Linked DNA regions of Homo sapiens: region 2 is linked to region 1. Evidence: chromatin loops called from intact Hi-C (ENCODE). Cell type or tissue: PC-3. All regions are shown on one strand. Each heading gives the region's core, and the rest is flanking DNA. Links, peaks and the distances in the headings are about the cores only.

What was found. A loop is a pair of places that touch in the nucleus more often than their neighbours do. Peaks named below come from ENCODE experiments on the same cell type or tissue, not always from the same donor. Only the 100,000 strongest peaks of a DNase experiment are listed, where the experiment ranks them.
Region 2: it touches region 1 in a loop (5-fold over the local background); 10 of 110 quality-filtered maps call a loop at or near these places.

The regions. Positions count from the first base shown.
Region 1 is chr9:97,100,036-97,116,082 of GRCh38, reverse strand. It overlaps LOC107987104 (a long non-coding RNA gene), which reads left to right and starts at 14,672. Exons shown (of 4, transcript XR_007061681.1): 1 at 14,672-15,760. RefSeq lists an enhancer at 7,766-8,266. In PC-3, for the core only: a CTCF peak has its summit at 6,681 (motif pointing right); a DNase peak (open chromatin) is centred at 6,692; H3K27ac peaks cover 364 bases.
Region 2 is chr9:96,868,761-96,884,807 of GRCh38, reverse strand. It overlaps a transcript of ZNF782 not described here and the pseudogene LOC100132781. Among named protein-coding and RNA genes, the nearest start is that of ZNF782, 22 kb to the right of the region's middle. RefSeq lists enhancers at 1-838, 9,675-10,874, 11,230-11,299. In PC-3, for the core only: a CTCF peak has its summit at 9,069; DNase peaks (open chromatin) are centred at 8,837 and 9,557; H3K4me3 peaks cover 1,641 bases; H3K27ac peaks cover 1,502 bases.

The DNA of each region.
Region 1 (16,047 bases), core at 2,557-10,556:
GATAGCTATGACAAGTCTATGTTTAACTTTTTAAGGAAACACCAAACTGTTTTCCACAATGGCTGTCTCATTTTAGTGTCTCCCAGCAGCAATGCCCAACGGTTCTAATTTCTCCACATCCTCATTGACACTTGCCATTTTCTGTTTTTTTCATAGTAGTCATCCTAATGGTTGTGAAGTGCTATCTCATTGTGGGTTTGAATTGCATTTTCCTAAGTATGGAGGATGTTGAGTACCTTTGCATGTGCTCATTGGCCTTTTGTTTATCTTCTCTGAAGAAATAGTTTTACTCATTTTTTAATTGAGTTTTTTGGTTGTTGATGAGTTACAGGAGTTCTTGATCTATTCTGGATATTAATCCCTTATCAGATTTATGATTTGCAAGACTTTTCTCCAATTCCGTGAGTTCCCTTTTCACTCTGTTGAGTGTGTCCCTTGATGCACATAGTTTTGTGCTTTTTGTTTGCACATAGTTCTTTTGTTGTGTGTCCTCTTAGTGTTTAGTGGAGGTTCATACCCTCTTATTTTTTCTGCATTTGTGGTTTTTGAAAAATTTTATACAAAAAGTATTTTAAAAAATAGTCAAAATGATTGTGATTGTATCCAGCCTCTATCATTTTACATTCCATGTGATTTTAAGGAATAGTCTTAAGCACCCTGAGTTTCATTTCCTTCACCCTTAAAGGGGATTATATCTACTTCATTGGGTGTATGAGAACTGATATCCTATTATGTATAAAATGCTGAAAACAATTCCCAGCACTGAACAAAATTTGCAAACTAATATATCATTGTCATCAACAATAACAAAAAATAATAGCAACATAGTATACTATTATAGCTCATTGCACCATGTTCCTATTTTGTGTGTTGTCTATTATTTTCATCAAAATAGAATTATCAAGTTATTTTAAGTCATTATTTATGCTTCTGATTATTTCTTGGAATATTAAAAAACAATTTGGGGGATTGTCTTAGTCCATTTCTACTGCCAAAACAAAATACCACAGACCGGGCAATTTATAAACAATAGAAATTGATTTCTCATGGTTCTAAAGACTGGGACGTCCAAGATCAAGGTACCAGCAGGATTGATGTCTGGTGAGGGCTGCTCTCTGCTTCCAAGATGGTGCCTTGTTGCTGCATCCTCCAGAGGAGTATAACACTGTGTCCTCACATGGTGGAAGGGATGGAATGGGACAAACTCACTCTTTCAAATCTTTTTATAAAGGCCCTAAACCCATCCATGAGGGCTCCACCCTCGTGACTTAATCACCTCCTGAAGGCCCAACTGCTTAATTCTATCACATTGGCAATTACATTTTAGTACTTGAATTTGGGGGATCGGTGGGTATAAAACAGTTTAAGAATACTGAAGCCTGTAGCCAAGTTGCACTCCACAAGTGAATCACCAATAGTAAAAGAAAAAAGTATAATTATATTGCTATATTTTTACAACAGCAGATTTGTAAATTAAAATGTTACCTCACCAATTTGATGGCATAAAGTATTACAAAATGTTCTCATTTCAACATGAAGTTGCAAGTAATTTCATATATTCCTCATTTTTTCTTCTGTGCATTCTGTCTTTAGCCATTGATTTATGAATGGTCCATGTAATAATTTAACCTTGTATTTCTCATATATTTTTAAATATTTTTCTAGTTTGTCTATTCTTTTTAATTATGCTGTGCTATGCATGAAGAATTTCTAATTATTTTAATTTAATCCATTTAATTTTTCTTTTTTTTTTTTTAATTTGAGAGAGTCTTATTCCGCTTCCCAGACTGGAGTTCAGTGGCACGATCTCAGCTCACAGCAAACTCTGCCTCCCAGTCAAGTGATTCTCCTGCCTCAACCTCCAGAGTAGCTGGGATTACAGATGTGCACCACCACGCCTGGTTAATTTTTGTATATTTAGTGGAGACGAGGTTTCACCATGTTGGTCAGGCTGGTCTCTAACTCCTGGCCTCAAGTGATCCGCCGGACTCAGCCTCCCAAAGTGCTGGGATTATAGGCGTGAGCCACTACGCCTGGCCTCTTTCTTTTCTTTTTTGATTTGCTTAAGAATTCCTAAGACCTCTCAAAAAACATGAAATTTCTATTATAACATAATTAATTGTCCAGCTGTTAAGAACTTATTTTGTTTGTATGTAAAAATTGTCAAACAACTTTATAGCCTCCAAATAATTACCTGGTTTCCACAACACCATTCAGTAAATTATTCTAAATTTTCCACCAAATTTATAGCATCAAATTATCAGGTACTTTATTTTTATTTATAATATAATTATTTTCTTTTCTCTGTGTTCTATTTCTTTTAGTTATCAGGTTATTTCTATACTCATAACTTAATTATTTATCTTTTTTTATTACTACATGAAATGCATTGCATATACAAAAGTTCATGAATGAACTTTTCTTTTCATGATGAACTTTTCCAGTGTAACTTATTGATTATACTTTCCTATTTATTACTCCAAATTAATTTCAGAATATCTTTTTTTTATAACATATTAGCTCCTTGAATACAATTCTATCAATAAATTGAATTTGTAACATTTGGCAGCTTTTCAATACTTAATCTTTTTTCCATCACCCTCATATATTTTTCTAGGATTTTAAAGTTTTCTTTATGTCATTTCCTAAGTTCATGGGTTCTTTTATCCGGTTTATTTGTACTTCTCTGTGTTTCTAAAACATCATAGTTGCATTGCTATTTGGGTAGAATCCTTCCTCTGAATATTCCCTAATCATTAGCATGAACACTTTTTGCCTACTTCTTTGTTCCTAAGTTATGGGAGTGCCTGTTGTGCTTTGACCTTTGAAGGAGCATTTTATTTATTTTTATTTTATTTTTTATTGTTTTTTATTTTTTTGAGACGGAGTCTTGCTCTATTGTCCAGGCTGGAGTTCAGTGGCTCAATCTCGGCTCATTGCAGCCTCCACCTTCCAGGTTCAAGCGATTCTCCTGCCTTAACCTCCCGACTAGCTGGGATTACAGGCACGTGCCACCACGCTTGGCTAATTTTTGCATTCTTAGTAGAGACGGGGTTTCACCATGTTGGCCAGGCTGGTCTCAAACTCCTGGCGTCAAGTGATCCACCTGCCTCGGCCTCCCAAAGTGCTAGGATTACAGACATGAGCCACCATGCCCGGCCTGAAGGTGCATTTTAAATGTCAGTGAAGGTCGCTGAATTGGGGAGAATGAAAACACACAGAGGCTTGGGATTAAAGCGGGCATGATGGGGAAGCAGAGGGGCTTTCTCCTAGTGTGTTTCTCTTCCCTGTGGGGAGTGATGAAAACAAGAGAGACATGAGGGGTGGAAACTGGAAGACTCTTCACTGCTAGGTTTGCCACAAACGGCTGCAGAAACTTTCCTCATCATCCATAAATTTCAGTTTTTTCATTTGTAAATGTTAATGCTGGGAACAGATCATCTCTTAGGTTCCATTTAGAGCCCACAGAGCCCAATGGTGAAGGGCCTGGTCCCAGGAGGCATGCTGAGCAGAGGCTGATCCTTTGCTGAGCAGAGGCTGATACTGTGCCTTTCGGGTTACTCCAGGCAGGTCAGTGGGAAAACTTCAGTTCATTGACAGGGCCTTAATTGTTGGGACCTTGTCAGACACCCCTTTGCAGACAGTGTCACTGAGACTGCGGCTGCGATGATAATCACAGCTGGCGTGGGAAGGTCTTTTCCAGGATCCTTCCCTATATCTGGGGACCTTCTCTGTCATTGCCCTCTAGGACCCTGCTCTCAAAGGCTCCGTGTGTGTGGGGAGGCGGCTGCAGAACAGCAGAGTCCCCTTTGGTAAGAGCCTCACCTTTCCAAGTCTCTGTGCGTGAGGAATGCACAAAACAGGGACGTGTTCCAGTAAGTTATAACGGTGTATTAGGTTACTGTTACTTTGTGGTTGTTGAGGATCTTGATGGTATATTAGCTAACATTGTCTTAGCCAGACACGCTCTTTGGCATTTTATGTATAGTACTGTATCAATTCTCACACATCTATTACGGTAGCTGTAATTATAGTCCCCCTCTTAAAGATAAAGAAAATAAAATTCTGATTCAGAATATTGCTTGAAGTCCACAGTGGGTAAGTAACAGAGCCTGGTTATAATCCCAGTGAATTTGAGTAGTTTTAAATAAACACCTTATTATGGAAGTTTTTTTCTGGCATCCATGGTTTCTGATGTCACAGGAATTGTCCTCATATAGGAAATAGAGCATTTCTCTCTGGTTTTTTCGAGTTTTCGGAAATCTGGTCATGGTGTATCTGGACATGGATTCATTTGAACATGACCTCTTAGTGGTTATCTTATCTCCTTGAATTTATGTATTTCACCATGTTTGTGACTTTTTTGCCACTATTTGTTCAAAAATATTTTCAGTCCTGTACTTTTTTTTTTTTTTTTTGAGATGGAGTTTTCCTCTGTCGCCCAGGTTGGAGTGCAGTGGCATGATCTCGGCTCACTGCAACCTCCGCCTCCTGGGATCAAGCAATTCTCCTGCCTCAGCCTCCCAAGTAAGCTGGGATTACAGGCATCTGCCACCATGCCCGGCTAATTTTTGTATTTTAGTAGAGACCGGGTTTCACCCTGTTGGCCAGGCTGGTCTCAAACTCCTGACCTCAAGCAATCCACCTGCCTCGGCCTCCCAAAGTGCTGGGATTACAGGCATGAGCCACCACGCCCGGCAGGTACTCCAATCATTTGAAAGTTAGACCTTTTGTTATTTTCCCACAGGTCTCTGAGGCTATATTCACTTTTCTCCATTGTGTTTTGTCTCCTCTATTCTAACAGGACAATTTCTGTTAAACTTGTCTTCAAGATCCCTGATCTTTCCTCTGTCATCTCCATTCTCTTGAGTCTGTCCAGTTCAATTTATTTCTATTTTTTTCACTTCTAAAATTTTCGTTTAGTTCTTGCTAGTATCTTTCATTTCTTTGCCATGAATTCATATTTTTCACTTGTTCCAAGTATGCCTGTAATTGCTTGTTGGAGCACTGTTGTGATAGCTACTTTAAAATCCTCATCACATAATACCAACATCTGTCTCATCTCAATGTTGGTGCCTGAAGATTGTATTTTCTTGTGCAAGTTTATTGTTCTATAGTCCTTGGTATAATGAATAACTTTGGACTGTATCCTGAATGTGCTGAGTATTATTATACATCATGAGACTGGACACTCTTCACACCTGTTATTTCAACAGAGTCCTTAGACAGAGAGTCCTCAGACAACAACAACAGAGAGTGCTTAGGTTCATAATACAGCTCAGTGCACTTTTTGGGCTGTGGTTCAGCTCTCTCTTGATCTTTAAATGCTTTGCGGTGATGCTCAGGCTTTCCCCGCTTGCCTGCTTCCCAGAGCCTCATCTCACACCTGTGTGAGTTCAGACCAGTGCTAAATTCTCACACATTCTGCTGTGTTGTTTCTGGTCCCTTTCAGGCACAGACTGCTCAGATTTCTGCCCAGAAATTCACACACACATCGTGGAATTGTCCTCAGTTTTCAGGAGTCAGCTCAAATATTACCCACTCAGAGAGGTTTTCCCTGGGCCCTTGTCTAAAGTTGATTCTTCTAGTCCTTTCCATTGCTTCATATAATATTTTCATATTTATCCCAACTTTATTCTATGTTTCCTTACTTGCTACTAGTCTATCTTTTCACTCCCGCCTAATAAAATATTAACTACGTAGAGATAGGGATTTTTTAAACTAATTATTCAGGACCTAACACAATGCTCGACAAATATGCTCATATTTCAAGAAATTTGTACAATATCTGCACTACAGTAACTGCTCTGTATACATTACCTTGTTCAGCACAGTTTTTCTGATGCTAAGTATACAATTTTAAATTTTCATTTTAACTTTCTTTTCTCAGAAGAAAATTTATTCATATTAACTAAATATTTAAAAATCACTCTTGATGGATATATAATATTCTATTACAACTAATATTCTACTGATATAACGAGTAAGCCCTTGAACCCTGGATTTATTGAGCAAATATTTAGTAGGCTTTAAATCTAGCTGGGACTATTGTAGGTAATTAAAGACACATACAAGACTCCTTTCTTTGCTGGGTGCACTGGCTCATGCTGCAATCCCAGCACTTTGGGAGGCCGAGGCAGGTGGATCACTTGAGGTCAGGAGTTCGAGACCAGCCTAGCTAACATGGAGAAACCCCATCTCTACTAAAAATACAAAAAAATTAGCTGGGTGTGGTGGTGAGCACTTATAATCCCAGCTACTGTGGAGGCTGAGGCAGGAGAATCACTTGAACCCAGGAAGAGGAGGTTGCAGTGAGCAAAGATCGTGCCACTGCACTCTAGCCTGGGCAACAGAGGGAAACTCTATCTCAAAAAAAAAAGAAAGAAAAGACTCCTCTCTTCAAATAGCTTACATTCTAGTTGAGGGAAGGAGTTAATAAGTAAACAAATTAATAAATAGATTAACAAGATAATCCAGTGCATAACAATTGATGTGGGAAATTAGAGTAAGTATATGGAGAGTGACTAGGGAGGTGGATTATTGGGTACTTGAGACAAAGATGAGTTTCCAGAGAGAAAAACCAGACGTGTCAGAAGTCCAGGAAAGGACCTTTCAGAAACTAGTCTCTGAGCAGCACATCTTCTTTTGTTCAAGAAAGGGTAGGAAGCACAGTGTCGCTAGAGGGCAGGAGCAGAACAGAGGAAGGAGAGGGGTGGTGCCACCGGGCTTTGTTGTGGTCAAGGAATCTCTTGTATTCTAATTGAAATTGGAAGCCCTTGGTGACATTTGATGCATGTCACTGTACTTCATTTTTATTGCTGTGTAGTTTTCTGTTGTATGAATATCCCAATATGTATATACCTGTTCTAGATTTGATAGGCATTTGGTAATTCTGGGGTTTGGGCTATTGTGAATAACTCTACTATGAACATTATTGTTCATGACTCTTGGACATAAGTACCCACTTCCTTCCAGTGTATGCCTAAGAGTGATTTGCTAGGTCATAAGATGTACACGTATGTGTGTATATTTGTGTGTGTGTTTATCTTTAGTAGGAACTGCCAAAATATTTTATAAGTCACTCAAACAATTTATCCTTTTACCAACAAGGTAAGAAGTTCCAGTTGATCCAAATTCTTGCCAAACTCAGTACTTTAGGCCTTTTAAATTTTAGACATGATGGTAGGTGTATAGTGGCATTATTGTTTCATTTACATTTATCAGGTGACTAATGATGTTGAGGACTTTTTTATATGATTAGCATGCATGCAGATATCCTCTTTTGTGAAATAGATTTTCAAGTATTTTGTCTATTTTTATTTGGGTATCTGTCTTTTTAAGTTGATTTCTAGGAGTTCTCTATATATTTTGGATATTAGTATCATCGAATATATGTATTACACATATCTTCTCTCAGTTTCTGGATTCCTTTTACAAAAGATAATTATAGTAAAATCTGCATACTGTGAAAAGCAAGTTTGTAATGTACACTCCAGTGTGTTTTGATAAATGTTTATATCCATTCAAAATATAGAAAAGTTCCGTTACTACAGAAATTTCCTTTGTGTCCCTGTCAGTCACCATGCAAAAAATCATACCGCTGTTGCGATTTCTATGACCATGTATTTGTTTGGCTGTTCTTGAACTTTATATATAAATGAAGTCATACACAGTATGTACTTGAGTATGTCTGGCTTATTTTATTCTGCATAGTATTTCTGGTAGTCAGTCATGCTATTGCATGTATCACAATGTGGTTTTTTTTTTTTTTTTGGTCACCTCCATGTAAACTAAATGTATTCTTTTATTGGTGAGTAGGATTCCATTGTAGGAATATGCCACAGTCACTTTATTCATTATCCCTTGATGAATTTATGGTTTATTTCCAGTTTTGCTTATTACTAAGAGCAACTATAAATATTCTAGTACAAGAATTTTTACGATTATTTTTTCATTTTGCTGTGAGGAATTACCTAAAGTGGAATTGCTCTATTATGAATTAAGTGTGTGTTAAAGAAACTGTGAAAAGTTTTCTAAGTGGCCGTGTGACCCTCCTCCAGGCAGGACTTTAGAGTTCCAGTTGTTCCACGTCATCTCCAGCGTGCTCAGGCCTTCATCTCAGCCTTTCTCATGGGTGTGTGGTACTTTCTCATTGCACTGCGGACTTTGACTGCATTTTTTGCTGTTTGACTCCTGACAGTCTCACCCTTCCCTCTTCCCCCTATGCCCCACATGTGGGCAGACAAGAAATGCTGCTACTCCTTTCCTTTGGTGCCCATGGAAAGGAGATTCAGCCCACGCAAGTCCTTGCCCTCATGTGAGGCCTCTCACCCCAGACCACCCCTAACCACAATAAAATCCCAGAGCAGTCTCTTTTTCTTGCTCTTTCAAGTCATTTTGGATCTGCTCGAGAGTCCTGCCCTGGGCTTCCCAGAGAATTCAATTATGTCAGCAGTGAACCTTTTCGTATCTCTTGGTGTGTGTGGCATCGTCAGTCTCAACATCTGGGCCAAGTTTTGAGTGGAGGTCCCTCCTGCTTTTTTGGGGTGACCATGGCACTCACTGTGGTTTAATATGTTTCTCTGATGATTGGTACCATTGGGCACTTTTCCATACACTTGCATTCCTGTGTGAGGGTCTGTTCAAGCCATTTTCCCACTTATTTGGTTTGCCTGTCTTTTCTAAATTTAAAAATATTTGTTAATTCAGTCAAAATGACAATAAATCACATTTATAAAAATTACCTTTTTTAATGAAAAAAACTATATTTCCCAAAACAGAAATTGCATTGACAAGTTGTGTTGTTTTACATTCTTACACATCTCCTAAATGTCTGTTTCAATGGAAAATAGCTGACTTCTCATATCTACTTCTGCATTCATTATTTTTATTATTAATATTTGAGACAGAGTGTCACCCTTCACCCAGGCTGGAGTGCAGTGGTGCCACCTTGGTTCACTGCAACCTCTGCCTCCCGGGTTCAAGTGATTCTCGTGCCTCAGCCTCCCAAGTAGCTGGGATTACAGGCATGGGCCACTATGCCCAGCTAAGTCTTTATATTTTAGTAGAGATGGGGTTTCACCATGTTGGCCAGGCTGGTCTCAAACTCCTGGCCTCAAAGTGATCTACCCACTTCAGCCTCCCAAAGTGCTGGGATTATAGGCATGAGCCACTGCGCCTGGCCTATTATGTTTTGACATGTGGTTTTGATTGAAGTATATGAAGAAAATCTCACTTCACGTAGACCTTTAGTGGGAAAATGGAGTTTAATAGACTTTCCTGAGGATTTTCCTCTTGGATGTCAGACCAAACTCAACAAGTGATAGTTTTTGAAAGTTAGCTGCAATGTGGAGTCTGAAATCTTGTCAGTGAACTTTTTGTACACTTTTACATTAATATCCATTGATTATCTTGCACTTTGGCTCTATTTTCCTTGACATATTTGAAAATATTTTATGACTGAACTATGCAGAATTTTCAAATATTGACATTTCATACACTATCCATAAATCACATTCATTCATTTCACCACAGATCTCCTTAGAAACGTTAAGTCATCAGAACTTCTGAAGCTCACCTTCTGAATACTTAATGATTCCAAAGTTTTCCAAAGTTCTAATTTTTGCTTGAAAACATGAATTCTGTTAGTGGCAACAGTGATGGACTTGCATCCTTCATTTTCAAGACAGCTTCTGCTAACTATTCTAATCTGAAAAATCAGTTTGTCCACCCATCATTCTTTCAAACCAAATGCTGTTCCATGCAGCTGGTCCTGCCCAGACTCCCGAGCGCTGTGCCTTGAGGCAACCATCATGCTACAATACGCAGCAGCGAAGCTTTGTGGACTCCATGCATTTCATCACTCAGAATACTAAAGAGGCATTTTTTATAGGGGCAGGATGAAGAAGACTAATAAAAGTAACTATCTTTAGTGCCTCGTTTTCAGGACATTCTTTTTTTTTGAGATGGAGTCTCGCTGTGTCACCCAGGCTGGAGTGCAGTGGTGCGATCTTGGCTCACTGCAACCTCTGCCTCCTGGGTTCAAGCAATTTTCTGCTTCAGCCTCCCCAGCAGCTGGGATTACAGGTGTCTGCCACCATGCCCGGCTAATTTTTGTATTTTTAATAGAGATGGGATTTCACCATCTTGTCCAGGCTGGTCTTGAACTCCTGACCTCGTGATCCACCCGCCTCAGCCTCCCAAAGTGCTGAGATTACAGGCGTGAGCCACCGTGCCTGGCCGTCCAGGACATTCTTAAGAGAAATTGCCTTTTTTTCTTTTAATCCCCAGTGTGTGGCAGGGAAGAATGCTACCACTACTAATTTGGTGCTGGTGCCCCTGCCTTGATCTGTGCCCTGGTGCCAGCCATTTTCTGTCATGCCTTTTGCACCCAGAGTGCAAATATAAACAAAGTTGTTCCAGAACAACCATGATATTCAATAAAGTTATTTAACTCTGAATATTTATCACTACTTACATTTGTTGCTGAGCATTCACATTAAAAAAAATCCTTTGAAGAGTAGTGGGTGCTGATACAAGTCCAGCCAGGTCTGTAGATTTGCTCATTTGTTCGGTGAAAGTCAAATTCTATAAACAAGATACCAGCTCAAACCATATGTTTGCAGTTGAATCTTTAACTTGATGAGTCAGAGTAACATCAGAAGTGGCACTGCCCTGATTTTTCCTGATGTTTCACCCAGTGGGCATTCAGCAGTGTCAGCTACTCAAGAGAAATTGTCCACGTTAAATATGTGCAATTCCTTGTGTGTCAATTGTAACTCAATGATGCTATGAAAAATAAATTTTAAAAAGAGTTTTTTACTGTTTCTGCTTCTGTGTGGGCTTCTCCAGCCAAAGCACTATGATAATTTACCCTGTAAGAGATTTCAGTGAGTTTCATTTCAAGTTAGAAAAGCTGGAACAATTTTTCACTTTTGAAGAGCTCATAGTACATACATTTAAAATATTCCATTTTTTTTCTTTAAACACTGAATGATTAGTCTCAAATGTTACCTGACTTTTTTAAGTGATAATTTATTTTTTGATTCTTGATACAAGTTATTTAACAAATACCAGGCCGGGCACAGTGGCTCATGCCTGTAATCCCAGCACTTTGGGAGACTGAGGTGGGTGGATCACCTGAGGTCGGGAGTTCAAGACCAGCCTGACCAATATGGAGAAACCCTGTCTCTACTAAAAATACAAAAAAAATTAGCCAGGTGTGGTGGTGTATGCCTGTAATCCCAGCTACTCGGGAGGCTGAGGCAGGAGAATCCCTTGAACCCAGGAGGCAGAGGTTGTGGTGAGCCGAGATCGTGCCATTGCACTCCAGCCTGGGCAACAAGAGCAAAACTCCGTCTCAAAAAAAAAAAAAAAAAAAAAAAAAAAATATATATATATATATATATATACATATATATATATATATATATCTCAGTATTGCAGCTACAGTGTATTCTTTATCTCTGTTACTTGCATTTTTATTTTCTTCCTTTAAAATTTATTTTATTTTATTTTTTTAGAGATGAGGTCTTTCTATGTTGCCAAGCTGGTCTTGAACTCCTGGGGTCAAGTAATCTTCCCACTTTGGCCTCCCAAAGTGCCGAGATTACAGATGTGAGCCACCATACCTGGCCCATTTTTATTTTCTTCATGGTGCTTTTGCCTTTAGATGAAGAGAAGATTTTTAAATTTTCATAAAGTCCTATTTATAATTTTTGAGGAGTTAGTGCTCTTTTAATGTTATAAAGCTATTTCCCTTCTACCTTTTAGAAGTGCTTAAATTATGTTGGGCCTAAAGCTACCTCTTTTTGTATTTTAAATTTGAATCAAAAGGTCTCTCCATACATAGTGAACTGGAACAGATTGTAACCTACTCTTGTGCCAAAGGCTGCCAGCTGTTCAAACCATGTTCAAATAAGGCACATGCCAAACTGTAACCAGTCCAATTCTGTATCTCTCTTTTGCTTTCTGTAGGTCACTTTCTTTATTCTGTCCATAAATCCTCCCCCACCGTGCAGCAGCAAGGGAGTCGGTTCAGGGGCTGCCTGATTTGCAAATCGTTCTTTGCACAGTTAAACTCTGCTCAAATTAATTTGCCTGAAGTTTTTCTTCTAACAAAGCTTAAAAGACATATGTTTTATGCTTAGGTCTCTAATCAATCTCTAATTTTAAGTATGGTATGAAGCAGTAGTTCAGGTCCATTTCTTTCTGTATGTTTATTCAGTTTCCCCAGAAAAATTATTGATAAGAATCTTATTTCCCTCATTAAATTGCATTATTACTTTTGACAAAAAACAGCCAACTACGTATGTGTGAGTCTGTGGATTCTCTCTTCTGTTTCATTTTTCCCTTTGTCGGCTTTGCGTGAGCAGACAACTATCACACTGTTGGGATTACTGAAGCTATCCTAAGTTTTTGAATCTTTATATAAATGTTAGGACCAATGTTTTAATTTGTACAAAAATGCATGTTGGGATTTTGATGAGAGATTACATTGACTCTATAGATCTACCTTGTGCAAATTGAAATTTTAACGATATCCAGTACCTGATCTTTGTAAGTAGTGTATCCTTCCATTGATTGGTGGTTGTTGTTGTTGTTGTTGTTGTTGTTGTTGTTGTTGTTGTTTGAGACTGAGTTTCACTCTTGTCCCCCAGACTAGGGTGCAATGGCATGATCTTGGCTTACTGCAACCTTCGCCTCCCAGTTCACGTGATTCTCCTGCCTCAGCCTCCAGAGTAGCTGGGATTACAGGCGCCCGCCACCACGCCCATTTTTGTATTTTTAGTAGAGACGGGGTTTCACCATGTTGGCCAGACTGGTCTCGAACTCCTGACCTCATGATCCACCTGCCTCAGCCTCCCAAATTGCTGGGATTACAGGCGTGAGCCACCGCACCCAGCCATTTTGTTGTCTTTATCTGAGAAATGTTTTGTAGTTTTCAGTTCAGTGTATGTGTTTTGCATGTTATTTGTTAAATTTATTCCAAAGTGTTTTATACTTTCGATGCTATTTATTTCATTTTGCAAATGGGTGTTGCTCTTTAATAAAACACAATTGATTTTATATGCAGAACTTTTATACTCCAAACTTGTTTAATTCATTCACTAGTTCGTGTAGATTTTTGTAGATTTCTTTGTTTTTCATATACACAGTCAAGCTATCTGCAAATGAAGATGGTCTTCTTACTTTCCAAACTATCTTAGTATTTTGTTTCATCTTTTTTCCTCGTTGCACTGGCTAGGAGCTCCAATACAATGTGGAATAGAAGTATTGGGAATAGAAATCCTCCTCCTGTTCCCAATTTTAGGAAGGACATATACAATAATTCATTATTAATTATAATATTAGCTGCACTGGGTTTCTTTGCAGACTTTTAAAAATCATATTGGGGAAATTTATTTGCTTGAAATTTTATTGTCATTAGTGGGTATTGAATCTCATCAAATGTTTCTTTGTACAACAGTTCAGATGATCATATGCTTTTTCTCCTTTATTCTATAAATGTGATTAATTCTTTGGACTTATTTTTAAATACTAAAGCAACATTGCATTCCTGGGATAAATCCCCCTTGGTCATGATATACCTTTATATATCTTTTACCTTTTGCATATGTTTATGCCTTTGATGGTGATGATGGTTTCTGGATGTATACTTACCCAAACTCATCAGGATGTATATGTTAAATATATACTGCTTTTTATATGTCAATTATGCCTCAATAAAGTGGCTTAAATTTTTTTTCTTTTTTTTTTTTTTTTGAGATGGAGTATCGCCCTGTTGCCAGGTTGGAGTGCAATGGCACGATCTCAGCGTACTGCAACCTCTGCCTCCCAGGTTCAAGCGATTCTCCTGCCTCAGCCTTCTGAGTAGCTGGGACAACAAGCACGTACCACCACACCCAGCTAATTTTTGTATTTTTAGTAGAGATGGGGTTTCACCATGTTGGCCAGGATGGTCTTGATTTCTTGACCTTGTGATCTACCTGCCTTGGCCTCCCAAAGTGCTGGGATTACAGGCATGAGCCACCATGCCCAGCCAAATTTTTTTAATTAAAAAAAACCCACATGAAATATCTTATGTGAGCACAACAGTATTATAATAAATTAGAACTCATTATATTATACCTTTTATATATTTCTATATTTATTTTCTCTATACTTATACCTTTTATATGTCTCTATATTTAGAGATTATACCTTTTACATATCTATTTATTTATTTATTTATTTTATTATTATTTTTTTTTTTTGAGACAGAGTCTCTCACTGTCGCCCAGGCTGGTGTGCGGTGGCACGATCTCAGCTCACTGCAACCTCCGCCTCCCAGGTTCAAGCCATTCTCCTGCCTCAGCCTCCCAAGTAACTGGGACTACAGGCACGCATCACCATGCCCAGCTAATTTTTGTACTTTTAGTAGAGACGGAGTTTCACAATGTTGGCCAAGATGGTCTCGATCTCTTGACCTCGTGATCTGCCCGCCTCAGCCTCCCAAAGTGCTGGGATTACAGGCGTGAGCCACCGCCGCCCGGCCCTTCTATATTTATTTTAAACATTTTATATATCTCTATATTTATTTTCATATATTTTATTATATATGATATCTCTACATTTTCATATATTTTATTATATATGATATCTCTATATTTATTTCCATATATTTTATTAAACATTTTTGCATCTCTTGTTCTTGAAGAATATTGGTCTCTATATTTACTTTGTGTAATGTATTGGTACCAAAGTTACACTGGTCACTTAAGTTAGAAAGCATTCTTTATTTCTAAAAATACTTTTACAAAATTGGTATTTCTTTCTCAAATGCTTCAAGAATTCACTAGTGAATTCACTATTGTTTTGAAGTTTTCTTTTTGGAAAGGTTTTTCATTATGAACTCTCTTCTTTAACATATATAGAACTACTTAGCTTTCTCTTCTATGTCAGGTTTAATGAATTGTGGCTTTCAAGAAATTTATTTTTTCAGTTATTTAATATATTGGCATAAAGTTACTCATAATATCTTATTATAATTTTTAATATCTGTAGGAATTGCACTTATGCCCCTATTTTATTCCTGGTATTAATAATTTGTGCTTTATTTTTAGGGATTTATTCATTTTAATGTCATTTTAAATGTTCAAATTTTGGTTTCAATTTTCTCTATTGAGTTTTTTCCTATTTTATTGACTTCTTTTCCTTTCTTTAGTATTGCATTACTTCTATTTATTTTTAGTTTATTTCTTCTTTTTCTAGCATCTTAAGTGAATCATTGTTTAATAATTTATTGTTTAAGCATTTTTCATTCAGTACTTCCTTAGATAGATCTCACATTTTTTGGCATTTGTTTTCATAATTGTTTAGTTCAATAAGTTTCCTGATGTCCATTGTAATTTCTCCTAGTAACCATGGATTATTTAGAAGTGTGTAATTTAATTGTAATGTTTGGTGATTTTTCTCAGTACCTGATCTCTAACTTATTTATTTATCTGTCTATTTATTTTTGAAACAGAGTCTTGCTCTGTCACCCAGGCTGGAGTGCAGTGGCACAACCTCAGCTCAGTGCAACCTCCACCTCCTGGGTTCAAGCAATTCTCCTGCCTTAACCTCCTGAGTAGCTGGGATTACAGGCGCCTGCCACCACACCCAGCTAATTTTTGTATTTTTAGTAGAGATGGGATTTCGCCACGATGGCCAGGCTGGTCTCAACACCTGACCTCAAGTGATGCACCTGCCTTGGCCTCCCAAAGTACTGTGATTACAGGTGAGCAACCACACCTGGCCCTGATTTCTAATTTATTATAATACTATTGTGCTCACATAAGATATTTCATATGGGTTTTGGTAATTAAAAAAATTAAGCCACTTTATTGAGGCATCATTGACATATAAAAAGCAATACATATTTAATGTATACATCCTGATGAGTTTGGGTAAGTATACATCCAGAAACCATCATCACCCTCAAAGACATAAACATATCCATCACCTCCCAAATTTCCTCCCACCTCCTTTATTATTATTTGTTTTTGTATGGCTTTAATATTTTAA
Region 2 (16,047 bases), core at 4,295-12,294, 230 kb after region 1:
AGTGCCAGGGTCAGGTGGGTGTGTTTGTTCAGCTTCCTAATAGACTCCTCCAAACCATCCTGGTAAAAATGGGGCACTGACTCACACTGCATTGTTGCAGATGGGTGGGGTGAAAGTTCAAGTCCTTCTTCATCCCACAGTCATCTTCCTGGTCAAAGTGGGACGCTGACTCACACCACCTTGTTGCCTCTGAGTGTGACTATGTGACCAGCTCCCTGACTGGCTCCACTGCCTTCGGGGTTGTGGGGTGGGAGGGAAGGTAGGAAAGGTGGAAGGCTGACTCACACCACCTTGTTGCTATGAGTAGGAGTGGAGGGTCAGCTTGGCTCTGCATATTGTTGATATCAGGAAAGGGGAGAAGCAAAACATCAGCTACCCTTCCTTATGACACTCTATTCTGCCTTGTTGTTGCCAAGTGGAGGTGAAGGGTCAGCACCCAATGGACCTTCATGACAGGGCCTGGAGGGGTGAAGCCTCATTGTAACCAGCTCTGCCTTTTACTGCATTGTCAAATTTCATTGCTGCTGGGTGGGGGTGAAGGCTCAGCTCACTGTTTGACCCCACTGACACTACCCCTGTGGGGGAATCAGAGCACTGTCTGCTTCCAGGCAAGGCATGGAATCTCAGCTCCTCCTGCCACCCACTTCTGCCAGGCAGAGGATGCAAGATTAGCTCTGTGCTCGGCCCTGCCAATACCACCAGATTGGGAAATCAGAGTTCCCTTGCTTGCTTCCACAGGGTAGAGGGTAGTACAGCTTTTCTGTTGGTGTTTGGCTGGTGTAGGGCTGATATTGCTAAAAGCTTTTCTATTCATAGCCCATCCATTCCAAGACCTTTGGCTAAAGAGAACACACTTTTCTTAAGGCTTTTGTTTCATTGTCTGTGCCTATTGGTAGTTCTGGGTTGGAGGTTTCTGTAGTGCCCTGTCCATGGCATATGAGAAGCAGAAGGAAACAGAGAACTCATCACCCTGCAGTTCATCAACTCTTGATGTCTCTGGACAGCCCATCTTCTTCCATGTATCTTTTCAGAGTTTTGCTATGCTTGTTTATTGTTTTGTTTCCAAAGATTTCTATGTGTAGTAGGAAGGACTTTTATTTTTTATGTCGTTAGTTTTTCTGAACTTTCAGAAAGAGATGTGAAGGTTTCTGAATTTTCTGAAAGAGGTGTGAAAAGCCTTTCAAACTTCACAGAGCTCCCTTCTATTGGTTGTGTCTAGGGCTCAAAAATATGTCAACTTGGCTTTCTGAGATGTTCTGCCTTTATTCTCCTCCGTCCCTTTAGTCTAAACCTTCTCTCTCTGTCACCTTTGTTGTCCCTATCCTGCTTGATTTTCATTCCACTAGAAGCAGTCTCTCTTCAGTGTAGGTCCCTGCCCTAAAAGGGATCCCTGGCAGGTGATTTCAGAGGAGCTACACTGCTCCATCCCCTTCAGCTTATCTTACACAAGCCCCTTGAGCCCTACTGGTATTGGAGAAAACAAACCCCTCCTTTTAGAGCTGCTGTTCTGGAATCATCCCACCAATGCTTTCCTTGCTTCCTCCTACACAAGATGTCACTTGTAGTCAGGTGGCTTGTCTCCACACCCCATATTTTGGGATTCATGAAAACATCCTGTCACCATGTTTTTAAAAAATATATTGTCCTTGGTGTTTCGTGTTTAGTTTTGTTTCGATGTCTAGCTGCTTTGTCTTTCCTTTTTTTAATGTGGCAATGCAAAGAAACTAAACAACTTTACTGCAACTGTTGTCTTGCAGAATTCTGTCTTTTCATTCTTCATCTCCTATTGTCCATTCTTCTCATGACAGCCAGTGTGGTGTCTTCTCTGCATTGTTCCTTCATGAACAAGGTAACATCACTAGTTTTCATGGATTATCCAAATCAAAGAGAGAATTCTCGTTTTAAGTCACTGACACATTTAAACCACCCCTCCTACAAGTTCAGCAATGATAATTAAGGTGAAGAAAAACTTCAGCTAGTCTTTTGAGGCCACAGTGTCCAAGGACAAGATGTACTTTTTAAATTTGAAATTTCTATAATGGCATTGACATTTTACAATAAGACGTAACTAAAATATGTAAGCATGCAGTTAAAACAATCATGGAATGCTCTTGCTACATGACTGAGACCAAGAGATTGATTCTTTCCTACTGATGCTTTCAGGAATATTTTCAATTAGAGGCTTGATATTTCCATAGTTTACAGTGATTAGAGATTAAAATGTATAATACTATCACCTTTTTAAATAAAATGGGAGTACATTTATAATAAATTAATATAATCTCTGTAATTTGCTAATTTACAATGGAAAAGAGAATCAAAAGATAATTCAAAATACCTGATTAAAGGAAGCCTACTATTTTAAAAAAGAAATGCCTAATTTTTTATTGGTGCTCAAACTTAAAAGGAATTTATCATATGAAATATGCAAAAGGAAATAATGCGAAATGTACTGGCCAATGGCTGCTAATATGGCTTTATGGTGAATCATAGTAGACATGTATGCTCGACCTCCAAATAACTAAAGCTGCTTCTGTCCAATATCTCAGAAAGTCATTTTTATTTTAAAAATGCAGATCTAGTAACTTTTCTCATAACCTTTAACATCCCTTTTTCACAGAGACTGTCTTAATGAATTTAGGCCTTTTTTGGTGAACACATTCTTTAGTCACCTCAATCTATATAAATATTAAATAGTTAACTATTGAAAGCCTGAACACTTGTATTAAAAATATTATTTCCTAATATTATTTTTTAGATTTCTGATTATATGTTATTACAATGAGTATACACACACACACACACACACACACACACACTCATACTTCCAAAATAGTTCATTTTATACAATCCAAGCTCTTGTGTAAATTAACAAGGAAGGCTTAACATTTATGTGGAAATGCAGAAGACGTAAATAACCAAAACAACTTTATGAAATAAAACAAAGCTAGAGGATTTACATTTTATTTAAATAATTAATATAAAACTACAGTATTTACGATAGTGTGATATTGGCATAAGAATGGACATATAAATAAATGGAGGAGAATATGAAGTCCAGAAACAGAAAATGAACATTTATGGTCTGAACAACTGATTTTCTACAGAGGTGCCAAGATACCTCAGCAAGGGAAGGATAGTCTTTTCCATAAATAATGATGGAACAATTAGATATTTGTAGAGGAAAAAAAGTTCAAGCCTTACTACATGTTCCATATCATACACAAAAATTAACACAAAATGGATTATAGTCTTTAATTTTTTTCCATTGGTTTATGCAACTTTATTGAAGAAAAGTAAATCAATTACCAGCAGAGCTATTGGTTGATCACTCATCCATTCACAATTTGTATCATTTACAACATAATATCTATTGGATGCACCTAAAGCTGTGCTTATAAGAAATTTAGAACATTAAATGTTTATATTAGAAAAGGAAAAGTCTCAAATTAACAATGTAAGTTTCTACCACAAGACAGAAAAAGGGAAGCAAAATAAACTAAAAGCTAGAAGAAGAAAGGAAATGATAAAGATAAGAGGAATCAAGAAAATTGAAAACATAAAAACAAAAGAGGAAATCAACCCAAAAGTTGTGGGGGGTTTTGGAAGAGATAAATAAAATTGATAAACATCTAGCAAGATTGACAAAGATGAAGAGAAGATGTAAATTACCAACGTTAGGCAGAAAACAGGGGTTCTAACTATAGAACCTACAGACATTAAAAGCTTAATAAGTGAATAATATGAACAAGTCTATCCAAAATTCAATAACTTAAATGTTCTAATTGCTTGAAAAACACGAAGAAGACTCACCAACTATAAAATAGATAATTTAAGTAGTTTTATATTAAAGAAATGGAATTCATAGTTTAAAACATGCTGAAAAGGAAATCTCCAGGCATAGATGTCTTCCTTGGGTAATTATACCAAACTTTTAAAGATGAAATGACATCAGTTTTACATAAATTATTCCAGAAAACAAAAGTGGAGAGAACACTTCCCAGCTTATTTTACAAAGCCAACATTATGCTGATATCAAAGCCAAAGACAGTACAAAGAAGGAAAACTATAGACCAATTCTTCTTCTGAACATGGACACAAAGTTTACAACAAATATCAGTAAATCATAGCTATTAATACATAAAAAGAAAGATACACTACAACTAGGTGTGGTTTATTCAGCAAATGCAAGGCTGGTTCAATATTTGAAAATCAACCAATGTTATCTGCAATTTTGACAGACTAAAGAAAAAATAAAACACCACAGGATCATATCAGTTGATGCGGCAAAAGCATTTGACCAGATCAAACATCCATTTATAATAATAACTCTCAGAAAACTAGAGCTAGAAGAAAACTTTCTCAACCTAAAAAACGAGGAACCACAAATTAACTAAAGCTAGCATCACACTTGATGGCTAAAGTCTCAATGCTTTTCCCCTAAAATCAGGACCAAGGCAAGTGTGTCTGATCTCCCCACTGCTATTCAACATAGTACTGGGAATCCTGGCCATTACAATAATGTAAGAAAAGAAAAGCTATACAAATTGGAAAGAAAAAATAAATCTATCCTTATTTGCAGATTGCATGGTTGTCTAGATAGAAAATCCCAAGGAATCTAAAAAAAAAAAATCTTAAAACTAATAAGTGGGTTTAGCAGGATCACAAAATGCAAAGCCAACACATAAATATCAACCATATTACGTATTAGCCAAAAACAATTGGAAACTGAAATAAAAAACATAATGTTATTTACAGTTGCTCCAAAAAAGCTCCCCACTACTATTCAACATAGTACTGGGAATCCTGGCCATTACAGTAATGTAAGAAAAGAAAAGGCATACAAATTGGAAAGGAAAAAATAAGTCTATCCTTATTTACAGATTGCATGTTTGTCTACACAGAAAATCCCAAGGAATCTACAAAAAACAAAAAAAAATCCTAAAACGAATAAGTGAGTTAAGCAAGATCACAGAATGCAAAGTCAACACATAAATATCAACCATACTACATATTAGCTAAAAACAGTTGGAAACTGAAATTAAACATAAGCTTATTACAATTGCTCCAAAAGAGCGAAACAAATCTAACAATGTTCCTCTTTTTAAGGCCATAGCTCTTGTTGGGATGGTCTTTTTTGCCAGGCTCTGGTAACATTTCCTTCCCCTCACATCAACCCTGGCGGTGATAATGACTTCACTGTCACTAGTCACAGGGCGTCTCACCAACTCTGCCCAGGCTTTGTAAAAGTCCCTTTTATTAGATGCCTTTAAGTGTCCCATTGTTTCTTTTTTTGTTTGTTTTTGAGACGGAGTCTTGCTCTGTCGCCCAGGCTGGAGTGCAGTGGCGCGATCTGGGCTCACCGCAAGCTCTGCCTTCTGGGTTCACGCCATTCTCCTGCCTCAGCCTCCCGAGTAGCTGGGACTACAGGCGCCCGCCACCAGGCACGGCTAATTTTTTGTTGTTGTTGTTTTTGTTTTTTTAGTGGAGACAGGGTTTCACCGTGTTAGCCAGGATGGTCTCGATCTCTTGACCTCGTGATCTGCCCGCCTAAGCCTCCCAAAGTGCTGGGATTATAGGCGTGAGCCACTGCGCCCGGCCTAAGTATCCCATTGTTTCTTAACAATTGACTATGCCAAAGTGAGGATTTTTATCTCTTTTATTCCTTGTTATTATGCCAGCATCTACAATGATGCCTGTCACACAGCAGGTTTTCAATAAGTGTCTGTTGAATGAATATATGTTTGGACCACTTTCTTTCCATTAAAACATGAATAGTAATTCTTTAAGCATTGTGTTTTTCTTTTTTTAAAAGAAATTTATGGTGCACCATTTGATGTTTAACCTTAAGCATTTCTATAAATCGGTTACCAAAAATGCTTGCTATCTGGTGTTGGAGTGGATGTGAGGAAACAGCATAAACTGATACAAGCCTCTTTGAGGACTCCCTGTTAGCATCTGTTACATGTTCATTTGTACACATTTTAACTGCACAATTCTATCATTTTGGCTCTTGTGCAAAGAAATAATCTCACAAATATCAAAAGATGCATGAACAATGCTATTTGCCACATATTATTTATAATAGTGAAAACTGGAAACAAACATCCATCACAAAGAATTGATTAAATAAACATGATATTCCCTACAATGTAGTTAAGGAACAGAAAGATTTCCTTCTCTATAGCCTGATCAGATAACTCGATTAGGAGACAATTTTACATGTTAAAAGAAAATTGTAAAGAAGTTGTAACCATGTTTTTAAAAATGCATTGTTTGCTGTAGCCTAAAGTGCAGAGTTAGGCATCAGTGGACAATTGGTCGTACTTGGGAGGTGGGCTGGATATTAGGAGGGGGAGCTACATTATAGCTTTATGCACTGCTATAATCAAATTTGCAGTGTCTAAATTTTTTAAAGAAACGTTTAAATGTATTTACTTTAAATAATAAGCAAGGGAGTCCGGACGCGGTGGCTCACGCCTGTAATCCCAGCACTTTGGGAGGCCAAGACAGGCGGATCACCTGAGGTCAGGAGTTGGAGACCAGACTGGCCAACATGGTGAAACCCTGTCTCTACTAAAAATACAAACAATTAGCCGGGCGTGGTGGCGCGCGCCTGTAATCCTAGCCACTGGGGAGGCTAAGGCAGGAGAATCTCTTGAACCCGGGAAGCAGAGGTTGCAGTGAGCTGAGATCGCAGCATTGCACTCCAGCTTGGGCAACAAGAGCGAAACTAGGCTTAACAGCCTTTTTCAGTACAGAACTTAAGGAGAATAAAATAACAAGTTAACAAGTTGCCAAGTTGCCAAGCTTACTACAAAGCGAACAAATATGGTTGGGTTGACTGTTTATTATACTGTTACCTTTAGTCTTTACGAGTTCAAGGATTTTTATATGGAAGACTGTATTTAATAAAACAGAAGCAGGGTATTTGAGTATTAATAAGCCAATTAAGTTGTTTATAGAAAATATATTTTTTTGTCCTTCCCCCCAAAAAGCACACATGATACCGAGTAAGCTTCATTTTTGCACAGACGGAAAATTCCGTCTGATGAAGAGGCACATCCACCGGGAACGACCCCAGGCAGGGAGACCAGTTTCTTTCCCGCTGTCCCGGGACTTTGCCGGGAAATTGCTTCAAGACCGCGGACCGCAAGGAACGGACCCCGCCCGAACCCCAGCCCACGGGGCCCCCAGATCTCGCGGAGCGAAGCCTGAGGACGCGCTCGGACGCGGGCCTATGGGGAAGCCCCCAGTCTTGGCGGAGCCAGGCGGGAGACGCGCGGAGGAAGCGGCGCGGCAGGGCGCTCGCTGCAGCCCCCTCTGCCAGGTACCCCCAGGAGGCTGGAGCCACGCGGGTCCGGGGGCGGCTTCGCCCCGCTAAGCACCCCGAAGCCGGGCTCCTGGGTGCCCCGCCAAGATTCAGAGGTCAGGGCCTCTACGTCTGGGCGCGTCCCCTGTCCCTGCGCAGCGGCATCTGGGGGTGTTCCTTCGCCCGCGGCCCCCAGGAAAGTTGCTGGGAAGCAAAGCTTCACGGGTGTGTTCACGGGGATCGCACTGACTTTGTGACCAACCCTTGGGTGAATAGGTGCCACTATTTAAATTTATCATCTCACGGAAGAAATTATTGATGTTACGGAATAATATTGAGCAGATACATGCTCAATATGTATAATTTAGTAAAAAGATGTTCCTATGATATTATGACCGTATTTCCCTGGTTTGGTTAAAAAAATCAACAGGTGCTCATGTAAAGTTTAAGTAGGGACATCTCTGGGAGATCCATGATTTGCCTGATAGCCATTTTTTTTTCTTTTTTCTTTTCTTCTTCTTCTTTTTTTTTTTTTTTTTTTTTTTTTTTTTTGAGTCGGAGTTCCGAGTTCAAGCAATTCTCCTGCCTCAGCCTCCGGAGTAGCTGGGACTGCAGGCGCCCGCCACCACACCCCGCTAATTTTTTGTATTTTAGTAGAGACGTGGTTTCACCGTGTTGCACAGGCTGGTCGCGAACTTCTGAACTCAGGCAATCCGCCCGCCTCGGCCTCCCAAAGTGTTGGGATTACAGGCGTGAGCCACAGCGCCCGGCCATAGCCATTTTTTTCTTATTTTGCGTTGTGCGTATTTTTTGGTTTTTGTTTCTTTTGTTCCCCTTTCCTGAAACCCTGTTGGTCAGGGTCACAGGTACTATTCTTTTATAGTAATGCTGTGCTCCGTGTGCAAGTATTTCATTCACATTTCACAGCCTTATTCCCAAGACATATTTGTATGTACCTTAACGTCTAGGGGCTGCTTTGAGTTGAAAAGGCAAACTGATGGAGGGAGGATCCTTGTTTTTCTTTCTTTCTTCCTTTGTATTGAAAAATGTTTAAGCACACAGAAACGTAGGAAACGGTAAAATGAGCATCTATCTATAGCCATGCATGTCCTTGATTTAAGAAAAGTTAACCTTTTGCCATATTCGCTTTGTTAGTTTTTGCTGAAAAATTGTAAAGTGAATTAACTATCCTTTCAATGTTAAATGCTTCCCTGTGCATGTCTTTATAAAAACTAGTATTTTCCAATATAACTCCACTTAACAGTTAAGAATAACGGCAATGTTCTTTAATATTTATAATTGCCAGTACACATTCACATTTCCCAAATTGTTTCCAACGTGTTTGGCAGCTGTTTTTTCCAATCGGGATTTGATGGAGGACCACGCACCGTATTCGGCAGCAAAGTTCAAATTTAACCCATAACCTCTAGGGGCTCTGGCAGAACCTGGCCAGGCGAGGCAGTCAGGAACATCTTCCAATCATCCAATAGAGAAAACGCTGCGAAGTAAGTCGTGGCGTGGAGGTTTCTGGGAAACGTAGTCTTAAATCCGAATGGCTCGCGCGCCACACTCTAGGAAAGGGTCTTCTGGATGACGTCTGCGCATGTGCAAGCTTAGCTCGCTGCTTCACGCCTAGCTAAGGCTGAGAGGTGGTCCCGGGGCCCTTGGGTGTCGCGGGCGGGGAAGGTGCTCACCTGAAGTGGGACGCGGGGAAACCAGGTCTCCCCACAGCCTGTCAACTTCTAGTGAGAATGGGGCTTGTGATTCAGAGGGTGAGAACGGGAAGCCCGGGGGGACCCCAGGATCGACCCCCTCACGCTAGAGGTCCCGGGGACGCAGGTGGAGCTGCGCCCCCTTTAGGAACAGGTGTTCAGTGCGAACCTTGGGGAAAGCGCATGCCCGCGGCGGCAGAGGAGAGCCCGTTTATAAACGTTGACCAAAGTGCCAGAACTCGTGGGCGCTGTGTCTGTGGCAAGACCCCGAGCTGTGGAGACCGAAAGAGCTGCATAAATTCCAGCTTTATTACCTGTAAGCGGGGGGCGAGGGCGGGAACCGGGTAAGAGGTTTCTCGCCTGAAAATGAGGGTGTTAATGCCTGCTTCATGGCGTTGTTTTGAAACTTAGGTAAATCATACACTTGGCTGTAAAGCAAACAGCCAAGTGCAGTTACTAAACCCTGAGTAAGTGACAGCTGCTATTGTATTTAGAAGACACTTTGTTCTTTTCATTGGATGACTCACCTAAACCTCACAAGTACTCTATGAGGCCGGCATAACCGTCTGCATTAAAAATAACAACCGAGGTTCAGGTTGGAGGAACAGTGCGCCCACGTCACAAGCTAGCAGTGAGGAAATTTAGGTTCAAGGGCAGGTGTGATTTATTTCCGGTCTCAGGTGCTGTCGAATATCACACCTGCCTAAAACCAGCCCTGCGGTCTTTACAGCACTGAGCAAAGTGACATGACCCAAAATACACAGGGAAATAATGGGAAGTGAATGTGGGTAGAACCTTACCTTGTGTCAGATATATTTTAGGCTTTCTGGTAGTGTCTGGTCAGATCCGTTGGGTCACACGAAGGCGCCTAGCCACTCTGGCACTACCAAGCTGTCTATGTTTTCAGTCCAATGTATTGAATTCCAGAGGGCCAGGTTTGTGTCCCTAAAATTTGTTTCCCAGGCCCTGGTCCCAGCTCCCAAGAAATAATTTCACTGTAGAGCAAAGCAGCTCTTGTGAATTAGGAAGCAGGGGGCCACTGGGAACAGGAATCTTTCCTAGAAAGAGAACACCCCTCTGACCTTACCACTCTCCAGAGCTTCCCAGCAGAGGCAGAAAAGCCCAGACAGGACGGAGCATAGCCAGAAACAGTGCTTGATCCACCCGCCAGAATGAGCTGGATCTGGTGATGTCATTATCTCCAGAAACCACTAGAGTCTGTGACAGTGGAATGCCTGGACCAGCTTTGAGAAGACCAAGGGGAGACAGGAGGCCACTTCAAAGGAGAGCTTGTGGGGAGGTCTAGGGGTAAGAGGTAAGCAGGCAGAGGGTGGAAATCCTGTTTCCTCCATCTCTAAACAACTCCCACTCTTGAAAGACACTGCACTGCTCTCACACCTGTCCATAACCACGTGACACTAGTCACGCTAGTCTTGATATCTTAACCTCACAGAATTCCACCGTGATGGTTCACGAAAGGTGTTTATGGTCATCTACTTGTGACTCATTTGAAACCATTAAGAGATTGGACCTCAGAGTGTCCATGAATTATCCAGACCCACTTAGTTTGTGTCAGATCCACGAGTCAAACACAGTGCCATTTAGTCCGTCACAGGTCCAGGTCATCCATGTTTTAGTAGCTTGTTCTTTTGTATTGATGGGTAGTGATCTATTGTCTTTTCCTTGTAATGAAGAGGTAAAAGTTTTAGTTCACACAATACCAGAGTTAAAAATTTCACTGGTGTCTGTATTACAAAAGTGGAAATAACCCTAAAAATGAAAGTAAATTTGAGCTTTGGTAGTCAGATAATCTTTTTCATAGTCTTGTGTTAGACAACAAATCTTTCCCAGATATCAAACTCTAAGAAAACTGCCATAGTTACCACCCTACTAGAAACTTAGTTTCCATACCCCAAACATTTGTCAGAGAACCTGCCCACTTTCAGTCACGTTTATATTCTTATTCTAAATTGACCCAATTTTCCATGTATCAAAATGACTGTATTGCCTTCTAGAATTCAAGCCAAAGGGGAGAGCAATGTTAGTGGTCCTTATTCTACTGACTTACTCTTTTGTGTGTGTGTGTGAGACAAGGTCTCGCTCTGTCACCCAGGGTGGAGCGCAGGCATGCTCACTGCTCACTGCAACGTCTGCCTCCCAGGCTCAAGCGACTTTCATGAATCAGCCTCCCAAGGAGCTAGGAACATCGGCAGATGCCACCAAGCTTGGCTAATTTTTGTATTTTTAGTAGAGATGGGGTTTTGCTACCTTGGCCAGGCTGGTGTTGAACTGCTGGACTCAAGTAATCTGCCCACCTCACCCTCCCAAAGTGCTGGCATTACAGGCATGAGCCACCACACCTGGCCCTGACTTACTCTTGAAGTCATGGATTTATGTCCAGTGCCCCTCTCCCAAACTAGTTTTTTAAACCTTTGACCACTCATGTATGTCAGGATCTCTACTTAGTTATTGCATATTACATGGTGCAAAGCATCTTATAAACAGGGATTCATGATAGACTTTTTCTTCTAAATCAGATCACTGATTCTAGTCTGCAGTTTATCAAGATGAGGTGATGAGTTATTTAAAGATTTTACCTTAGGTACTAAAGAATTAAAGTAGATGAAAATATACCAATATTATTAGGATTTAGTGAGAATCACTGAAGCTAAGTGGCTAGACTCTTAGTTCTAAAAAAAAAAAACTAACAGTGATTTGATATATTTTTAACTAAAAGGTAAGCTTGAAAGCAGTGTGCTAAAGTCAAATTATGTGGTCTGAGCCACCCTCTGTACAACAACTTTAATTCTACTTTCTGTACTTCCACTTTTTTTCTGTGTAACTGTTTGAAAACCTCAAACACCCTTGTTCTAATTCTACACTATTCCTGGGAATCCTTTCTCTTTGGTGTATTGACCTAATTTTATATTCTAACATGCTTTTTCCTCTCAGACACAATAACCAACTATTCAAAGATGCCATCTAATACGCTATGCCACTAAGTATTGTGGCCAGAGAGTGATTTTAAGTGTAATAAATTATCTTAAAATTGAAAAGAGCTTAAGCCAGAAAAAACAAATATTATGTCTTACATAGAGGCATGGATTAAACCAATTTGTGAATAGTCCAGGCAACTTATAAAAATGCTTTAAGACATATCAAGACTGACTTGAATCATTTAAGTTACGCAGAGATGTAACACTATGTGAATAGAAGAGTTAAAAACATACTAGTCACAATTTTTTTTTTTTTTGAGACAGAGTCTCACTCTGTCGCCCAGGCTGGAGTGCAGTGGCGCGATCTTGGCTCACTGCAACCTCCGCCCCTCAGGTTCAAGCAATTCTCCTGCCTCAGCCTCCAAAGTAGCTGGGATTACAGGTGTGTGCCACCACACCCAGCTAATTTCTGTATTTTTAGTAGAGATGAGGTTTCACCACGTTGACCAGGCTGGTCTTGAACTCCCGACCTTCTGAACTACCTGCCTTGGCCTCCCAAAGTGCTAGGATTACAGGTGTGAGCCACTGTGCTCGGCCCACTAGTCACATTTTAATTAAAAGTTTATTAGGTTTTCTTTTAATGTAAACATGAGAAATAAAAACCACATAAATTGTAGCATTTACCTTTTGAAAATAAAACTGCAGTCAATACTTCAATCTCTAAGCTCTGCACTCCATAAATGATAATTTTTTTAGGAGGTAAGGTTCCTAAGGTTTATGGACATAAAATATGATACCTGCCTCCAGGTTAACATGCGGGATAATAAAATGTATTAGATCATCTACTACTATTAAGGTCCAGTTCCTTCAAATTTGTTACATGTGCATTAAAACTGATCCTATTCTGTATCACATCTAGAGAAAATAATTTTGGGTGATCAATGCAGATGAAAGCCCTGCAAAGAACTACTTCAAAAGAGAAAAGGGCACTTTATAAAAATACAACAATTCCAAAAGGCTTAGTGTAATTTTAAGCTTTGATACTTGTAGAAGTATCAATGCTACAAATATTTACAAAGCATCACTGAAAGGTTTGTTATATTTCTTTTACCTTTATTTAGTTTTGCCATTTTTTAGAGTGACAGGGTCTCAGTATGTTGCCAAGGCTGGAGTGCAATGGCTATTTCCAGGCACAATCACAGCGCACTGCAGCCTCCAATGCTAGGCCTCAAGTGATCCTGCCATTTAAGCCTTATGAGTAGCTGGGACTACAGGCATGCCTAGCTCCTGAATATTAACCTTTAATTTTTTGTTTCAGTCCTTCTTGACGATAGCAGATATTGATGAGACAAAAAGTTAAATGCTTAATATTCAAATTCTGCAAAATGAAGCCAGAGGTGGTGGTACACACCTATAGTCCCAGCTGCTTGGTAGGCTGACATGGGAGGATTGCTTGAGGCCAGGATTTCCAGGCTGTGGTATGCTATGACTGTGCCTCTGAATAATCATTGCACTGTACATTGGGTAACATACTGAGACAACATCTATTTAAAAAAAAAAAGAAGAAATACAATTAAAATTTCAAATTATATTTTGTAAAGGTTTATAGCCTGCATATGTATGCTTCAGTGCTCTGGAGGGCACAAGCATACTATGTTAAAGCTAAAAACTGTCCTGAAACTTTCAGGACACCTCATGTTTTATCATTTTTTATTACCACTGGATCACCATGTTGCTTGGCACTATGAAAACATCTTTTAATACCTTTATTTAAAAAATAAGAAAATTTATCAGCAAATGAGAACCATTATAGTTCACAAGAAATACACCACAGACCCTAATAAAAGTAGATAATCAATAACCAATATTTTCTCTTTTTATGACCCCAAACATGCTAACTGCTAATAAGAAGTGCTTACAGAGGATATGAATGGCAAATGTTATCCAGAAGCTTTTGCTTAAAATGATTGCCAGTAACTAGTAGCTTCGATTCTAAGAGTAGGAAGGAAGAGCCCCTTCAGTACCTGACAATGCTGCATCTGCTCCTAGTGGCTTTATGAGTTGTTAAGAGTCCTATGTTTTAATGGTAATATGATGCTAAATGCATATGCAGCAATATTGGGGGAAAGAAAAATATAAAAGAAACAGAAAAGTTATCTTTAAAATCTAAAAATTTAAACCATTGTTTTAAACCCTTACATAGTTCACTGCTATCAGCTCACATAGGAGCCTTCACTTTGGAGTGGTTTTTATAACTCTCTTTACATTAAAAGGGACAGAAGAGTGTAAGAGTGTGTTGTTGCATTGACAAGGTCCCATTCTTTTCTATGAAGTGCAATCCTAGTTGTCCTTGAGTTAACTTGAATTGTAGGTGTTTCTTCTTTTGAAAGTACTTTTCTAGTTCTTCAGCAGGAAAGGTGATATTTTCCTGTCTTTTTTGATGAGGGGTTCAGATGTTATATAACCCCTCACTTCTTCCTTCAGGAGAGGATGGCCTTAAGGCACTGAAGATCAATTAAATCATCAGAACTCAAAGACCTTTTCCTTTTGTTGGCAGTACCATAGAAGTCTTTGTCTTCCAACCTTGAAACAACCTAAGAAAGACAATCAAATAGAAAAGAGGTACAATTTCAAAAAGGATTCCAACCTGTAACAATCACCATTGATGATAAGCCACACATGCAGACTCCCTTAGATAGTTCAGTAACAGCTATTTTGGCTGAGGTTTACAATGCCAAGTTCTGTCAACTCTCTAAGGTAGTCTCCTTTAAGGGCTATAATTAGATTGCTGGAGCAAAGGGGGAACTTGTTTTATTAAGTTATTTAAAAATTGGGCTCCTAAAGATGTCACAGTATTGTGACAGTCTTCTAACAGCAGTATCATCTGTTACCTGTGCACTTGTTCCTTAAACATAATGAATGCACACTTTTGCAAAAGTTAGTTTATGAATGTATTCAAATTCTACCCAATCTGTAGTAGTTATTATATACTCAAAGCAAATTTTAATGAAGCAGGTATGTGCTGGACTGCATTGGAATGTCAAATAAGTCTAATGACTAAAGCATCAAAAGGTGTTACTTCACTTGGACATTAATTATGGTAGAAAATGTATTATTTCAAAATACTTCCCAGCTACTACCGAAAATGCCTATTTTAAATGTTCATCCATGTCAGTTGTGAGTAATTTTGCTGTGTACTCACCGAAAGTCACAAACCATAAATATTACTTTGCCCCATAAAAGTTATCATTTCCGGTAGAATCCCATGTACTTCCTGCATCCAGTACTTGAGACACACATACCTTATACAGTCTAAGTGCAGGTCTCTTGGCTTAGGCACTAATGCTTTGTCTAACAAACTCATGGGACTCACTGCACTGTGGTATATTACAGTAGAAAATGATATAAATTTGCAAACTAAATGATAACAAATAGTAAAGAATGTTAAGTGCATTATATATGTAGATATTAGGAATACAACTGCAAGAAATCACTTATGTATGATTATTTGAAAGGGTAGCAGTTCAAAAGGAAAACCATTAAGGATGAATTAAACTTGATTAAAATATTCTGAATTATGGTTACAGAAGAGATGATATCTATAACTTTTAAATAATGTGAATCTTTGTATAAACCATAAACTACATGCCAAAAAGGTTAATAAGCTCTTCAGTATGTTAATTTTGAAGCTTTTCATTTTTCTAATCACTTCTTAATATGATCTAGTTGCAGATGTTGGCATTGGTGTTTGACTGAAAGCCCACTTAGTACCTTCATAGCCTTACCTTCAGTTCCCATGCTCTTTCTATGTCAAGAAGACAAAATGGCAAATATAGGCTACTGTCGTGTGCCAAGGCGCAAAGGTCAAAGTAGCATTTGGTATAAACACTGCCAGGAACATCGACATCATTATTAATGAAGTGGGAGAACTGGTTTCCCAACTCAAGCCTGGGGAAGGAGAAACACAACAAAACCAACACAGGACAATGTTAGTCAACTGGGCTATCTTCAAAAACATTATTCTCATGTAAGAAATGTGGTAAAGCCGTCATATGCTCTAGTTTATTAGAACACATAAAAGAACTCA